Regions from separate parts of the Homo sapiens genome. Here region 2 is linked to region 1. A link is an interaction called in ENCODE POLR2A ChIA-PET data of the cell type or tissue named here. Cell type or tissue: OCI-LY7. All regions are shown on one strand. Each heading gives the region's core, and the rest is flanking DNA. Links, peaks and the distances in the headings are about the cores only.

Evidence for each region. ChIA-PET counts read pairs that join two places held together with the same protein. Peaks named below come from ENCODE experiments on the same cell type or tissue, not always from the same donor. Only the 100,000 strongest peaks of a DNase experiment are listed, where the experiment ranks them.
Region 2: POLR2A ChIA-PET joins it to region 1 with 5 read pairs; 5 of 35 experiments call an interaction of 5 or more read pairs at or near these places.

What each region holds. Positions count from the first base shown.
Region 1 is chr4:139,559,621-139,562,435 of GRCh38, forward strand. No RefSeq gene overlaps it. Among named protein-coding and RNA genes, the nearest start is that of SETD7, 4.8 kb to the left of the region's middle. In OCI-LY7, for the core only: no CTCF peak of the experiment used is centred there; a DNase peak (open chromatin) is centred at 1,221; H3K4me3 peaks cover 1,334 bases; H3K27ac peaks cover 1,682 bases.
Region 2 is chr4:139,629,672-139,632,486 of GRCh38, forward strand. No RefSeq gene overlaps it. Among named protein-coding and RNA genes, the nearest start is that of QKILA, 7.8 kb to the left of the region's middle. In OCI-LY7, for the core only: no CTCF peak of the experiment used is centred there; no DNase peak of the experiment used is centred there.

The DNA.
Region 1 (2,815 bases), core at 237-2,736:
TTATTCATTCTACCACCCCTGTCTTTCCCTGGAGAAGGCTGGTGCTTACATACAAGACTGATATAACTTTTGCAATAAATATATTTTTACAAGCTTCTTGTATTTTATGCACCTTCCTACATTTAGGGGAAACAATTCTGTCAATTCGCTGCTATGCATGCTAAGCGAATTGTGAAACAAGTAGTGAATGTGGAACTTATGTGGGATTCACTACTGTTGGCTGTTACTGACTCCTCATCCTGCCCGCTGGCAGGGAGTGGAGGGGCCCAAGCAGTCTTCTGGGTCTCCATGTATTTGGGAGGGAGGAGCCTCTGAGACCTCAGCGGTAGGAAGTCGCATCAGAGCCTCTCCAGAAGCCCTGGTGGCTTTATGGTTGCTGGCCTGGCTCTGGTTTCCATCACTTGCTTACACCGCCAGCAGGATGACAAGGATAAAATTAGTGAAAGACCTTTTAAATAATCATCAAGTCTCGTTTTGGCACTGCTCACTCCTTCACAAGATTTTTTCCCACCAAATTAGCCAGTTTGATTGAGTTTTTGCTTTGTCTGTTTTGGTTCCACCAAGAACTAGCCAAGCAACTGGGCAATTCAGTTCTGCGGGGGCCGGGGGGGGGGCCTTCGTTTTCCCATCTGTAAATGAAGAGTTGGGCTACATAAATTCGAAGCTCAAACCTTCTCTGTCCACCTTTTCTGGAGAAAAGGTAAATAGAGCCTGAGAAGCCCCAGGAAAAGGCACATAAAAAGGAAATGGGAAGAAGCCAGGGCAACTCCAACAAACTGAATACTCAAGTCCTCTCACGTTAATGGCTCTATCTGGGCAGGCAGGTGAGGGGAGAACCTTTATCTTGACTCTAGGGAGGGAAGCATGGAAGTTTTAGGAGAACCAAGGTTCCTGGGTTCTGAATCACTGAGTCACTAATCAAGTGGCTAACTGTGTTAGTGACAACTGCAGAAGCTGGAGGGAGGGGCTGGGAGAGGAGCAGCGAGGAGGAGACGGGTGGGGGAGGAGATGGGGATGAAAGGGAAGCGTTTGCAGCTTGTGGAGCACTGGGAAGAGCAGGGACATCAAGGGCACCAAATAAAGGTCCAGGGAGCAAAGAAAGAAATGGAGAAAATTCATTCTGCTGGAAATAGACATGAGTGCAGTCAGGAAGAAGACTTACAGATTCAGGGTGACCTGATTTGATTACAGCAACAGGAAGTGCAAGAGAGAGAGGGCAGAATAACCTGACCTAAGGAAGTGAATTAAATAATAGAGAAGACACCACAGTTGCCATGGTATTAAAATACCTCATGCCACATTAAGCTTCCTCTTTCTCTTTTGCTTGATTCTTGTTTTTGCAACATGTTAATGTTGCAATGACATGTTAATGTCATTGCAGGGTATCCAGTAAACTAAATTTAGACTTTCTGGGGCGGGGAGGGGAGGGAAGATGCAGCCCAGATCTCCCTGTTTGGGTCGACTCTGGGCCAATATTGTTCCTTCACAGAGTTCTTGGGGTTTTTTGCATTATGGGATATGAAAACTCTTATGTCAGGCTTGGGCCTAGTGAAGCTGCTGAGTGAAATGATTGAAAAAAAAAAAATGAGGCCAGGCACGGTGGGTCACGCCTGTAATTCCAGCGCTTTGGGAGACAGAGGCAGGTGGATCACCTGAGGTCAGGAGTTCATGACCAGCCTGGCCAACATGGTGAAACCCTGTCTCTACTAAAAATACAAAAATTACAAAAATACAAAAACTGGTGGTGCATGCCTGTAGTCCCAGCTACTTGGGAGGCTGAGGAAGGAGAATCACTTGAACCTGGGAGGCGGAGGCTGCAATGAGCCGAGATGGCATCACTGCACTGCACTCCAGCCTGGGCCACGGAGTGAGACTCCATCTCAAAAAAACAAACAACAACAAAAAAAACCCTCACACACACACACACACACACAAAGAAAAATTGGAAATAGTTTTCAAAGGGGCATCTGTTTTAGAAATTACTTTAGAAAAACAATAGGATTGCAGAAACTTGAAAAATAAAGACAAACCGCCACCAAAACCAAATGTGTTTTCATAGATATTATTTTCTCTAATTGTTTTTGAAAAATTACTTTACTAGGCTAAAATTAAGATTATTGAGTCCTGCAATTGGTCCTCTGCAAAAGTAGACATTGCAGAGGGCAGGTACATGGTATACTCTTTTGACACTACAATATCCAGGATGGGCAGAGGAGTATTTCCAGCTGACCTATTTACCACAAATGTCATAACATTCATCAAGGGTCAGCTCTTGACCTTCCTCAAGTGGACTCACATTAACTAGACCCCGAGAGACTGAGATGTATGCCTGAATTATGATGGACAGATCAGAATACTCACACTGTCAGGGCAAAAGATCTCTCTATATAAATAAATGCACTTGAGAAGACAAATTCCATCCAAAAGTTTGCTTAGTTATCTGGAGTAGAATGAAGGACATTAGTTGTGTGGTCCACAAGACAAATACTCTGATACAGTGTTCTGAAAGAATGAGGCTGCCCACCCATCCCACTCACCTCTGCTTAGATGGGCCCTATGGCTTCTGAGGCTTCAAGCTTCTTTCTCCGTGCTCTAGTTTCTCCAAACCTGATTCTCCACACAGCGTCCTATACAGCCCATTAGGCAGATTTACACTTTCTAAGTCATAATGACATTCTCTATCTTCCTGGCATTACAGCCAAGTCACTTTAATGGGAATTTGAGGTAATCCTCAAACTTCTCAGTCACAAATTGAGTCACTCTCTTGGTTTATGCCCACTGAATTCTAGTCAAAACCATTGAGTGTGCAGATTTT
Region 2 (2,815 bases), core at 242-2,741, 70 kb after region 1:
ATAAAGACACCAGTCCTATTGGAGGAGGGCCCTCCTCTTCTGGCCTTATTTAATCTCAAGTGATCCTCGAAGCTTCTTTAAGGAAATCACTTCCTAAAAGGCCTTAACTCCAAACACAGTCACAGTGGTGATTAGGGCTTCAACATAGGGTTTTTGGGAAGGACACAGTCTAGTCCATAGCATACCTCCCTGCTTTTCTTTCCATGTTTGCACGCCTGTCCCTTTTACTTGTCTCTCCAGTTACACTAAGCTTAACTCAGGAAATGGTCTGACATGGCCCAATGCACTTGAGGAATGGAGAGCTGGATGCTGGAAGGGACCCTTTATTAGGATCTTCTCTAGGAGACAGGATGAGTGTGAAAAAACCAGACTTCAGAGGAGAGTGTGGATCATGCCATGGAGTGTTATGGCTGAAACTAAGTGGTTACTATGCTGTCTTTCTCCTTTTCACACTCAACTTCTAGGAAAACAAAAGCCATGCTGATTTCTCCATTTTCTCACTCCCATTCATTCTCCAACCTAGCCTGGCTTCCATGATGATTCTGAAACATTTTTCAATGGAATGGCTAAAATCTGCCTAGTTAAGTATCTCCTTGTGTTACACCCTATGCACACTTCTTTCATTTATTTAAGTATGCATTCAACTGAGCATTGCATGTAGCCACAGCCCAGTTTCTTCAAGTTTGCCATGTCTGAGGACTTGTAGACCAATGGATCTTCAGTTTTTGGATCATCTTTTAACTAGACTAGGTTGTGGGATTGTATGTAATATTTCTCTCCTTTTATACTTGAATTACAAAAGTGCTTTTCAGATTTCCGACACTGTCACCTACATGATGTCATTTTGTCTTGAGTAACAGCAACATTATGAAGTTCTTTATCAAAATAATTCTATGATTATTGCAATTATGCGTTTCTGAGAAGGAGCAGAATTCATCATAAAGACTGATGACTCTTTTCTTTGGGAAATACCTTGAAAAGACTTTTAAAAATAAGAATGAGATGCCACAGGGGCAGGGATTGTGAAAAGAGGACTGCATGCTGCATGTACATTCACTGTACATGAATTTAAGAGTATTTCCCTATAGGCTTGCAAGAGGGGGCCAGAGGATCATATATATTATAGGAACACCAGGTTTGATTTCCCATTGTGCAGTAATAGATCAATACACCAAAACAGAAGGAGTTGCAACAGAGAAAGGGTTTAATAATGGTAGGGCAGCCAAATGAGGAGACAAGAGGAAACCTCAAATCCACCTCCCTGAGAGGATTGGGGATGAGGTTTTTAAGGGCTCTGTATGGGCAAATGGCTAAAGTGTGGGGATTGTTGATTGGTCCAGAAGTGAGGAGTGAAGTCATGGGACAGGGAGATGAAGAAACAACATTCCTGTGCTGAGTGAGTTTCTTGGTGGGGGTCTTTAAACCGATTGGTGGCAGCCGTTCTGCAGGAATTCAGGTTCTGAAAAACACTTTAAGCAGTTCTTGGGTAAAAAGGTCAAATGTCACAGATTCCATCGATAGGAACAATAGAGGAGCTGGTGGTCAGCCTGCTCTGTGACTCTCGGTTAGTTAGCTGGTGCAGGGAAGTGGGTCAAAGTGCACCTGTGCACCCTGGTCAATGCCTAACTAAAATTCTGCCTAAAGCATGGCTTGTCATTCTTGTTAACCTGTGAGGGTGGTTTCAGATGCCCTGGACAGGAGGAAACGTAAAGAATCTCTAGAGAGGGAAGTGACCTGAACAAAACTGGCAGAGGTGGAGATTTAAGGGGAAAATGGTCCTTGAGAAATTCCTCTCAAGGACTTTAGGACATTATGCATAATGTTTAGCTTTAAATTATTTCTAGCTTCGTGCTTTGCTGTGGTCTTTTACCTGTAAACATTTGATGAATGTCTATTATACATAACAGCTATGTGCTACTGGAGCTTGTGGAATACAAGGAACAGCCATGGCCATGTATGGAGGGTAACGGTTGAGAGAGAACAGCAGAAAGAAAAGAGAAGAGAACAAGCTGGGCCCCATTCTCTAGGGTTTAAGTGAGAGATGAGAGACCCAAGTTTTTTAGAAATCTTAGGGTTGCACTGGTTCAATATCTCCATAAAGAATCCATTCAACACTTTGGCCTCTCAGCTTCTTCATCTCATTTCCCTGAACCTAGCCTCCAATCCTTCTAGCCACTCACTCCCATGGTCATACTATATGTCTTATCATTACTAATTGTTGCATTCTTCCAAAATTTTGCTTTCAAGCATCCTAAAATGCCTGATTACCCTTTTGGATTTTCCCTGCTCACTTGTTGCAGCACCCCTGCTCTAACAATGATCACCCACACATGGATTTTTAAGCCTCTGATGGTCTCATCTTCACATTGCCATTCAGCTTTCGTAACTTCACTTCTCTCCTAACTTGGCCAAAAGCCATCCTTCACCTTCAACTTCCCCCATTCCTTCAAATTTTCCAGCCAAACTCTAGCCCTAGTTCACCCAAATCTGCCTACTCTGTGTCTGCCCCTGAAGAAGAACTGAATGCCACTGGGAAAAGTCACATGCCATCTTAATGGGTCTCACTTTAAATTTATGAACTCAAATTTCAAGTGGGCTGTGTCAGCCTGGGTCCAGCCAGGCAAAAAGAAACTACTTTAAGTGTTTCAAACAGTGGGAATGTAATGCAGGGAACTGGTTATGTAAGCGATGGATTGTTGCAGCAAGTCAGGGACCACGAATGGAGGGACCAGCTGGAGCTGCGGCAGAAGAACATAAATTGTAAAGATTTCATTTTAATATGGACATATATCAGTTCCCAAAAGTAATATTTTTA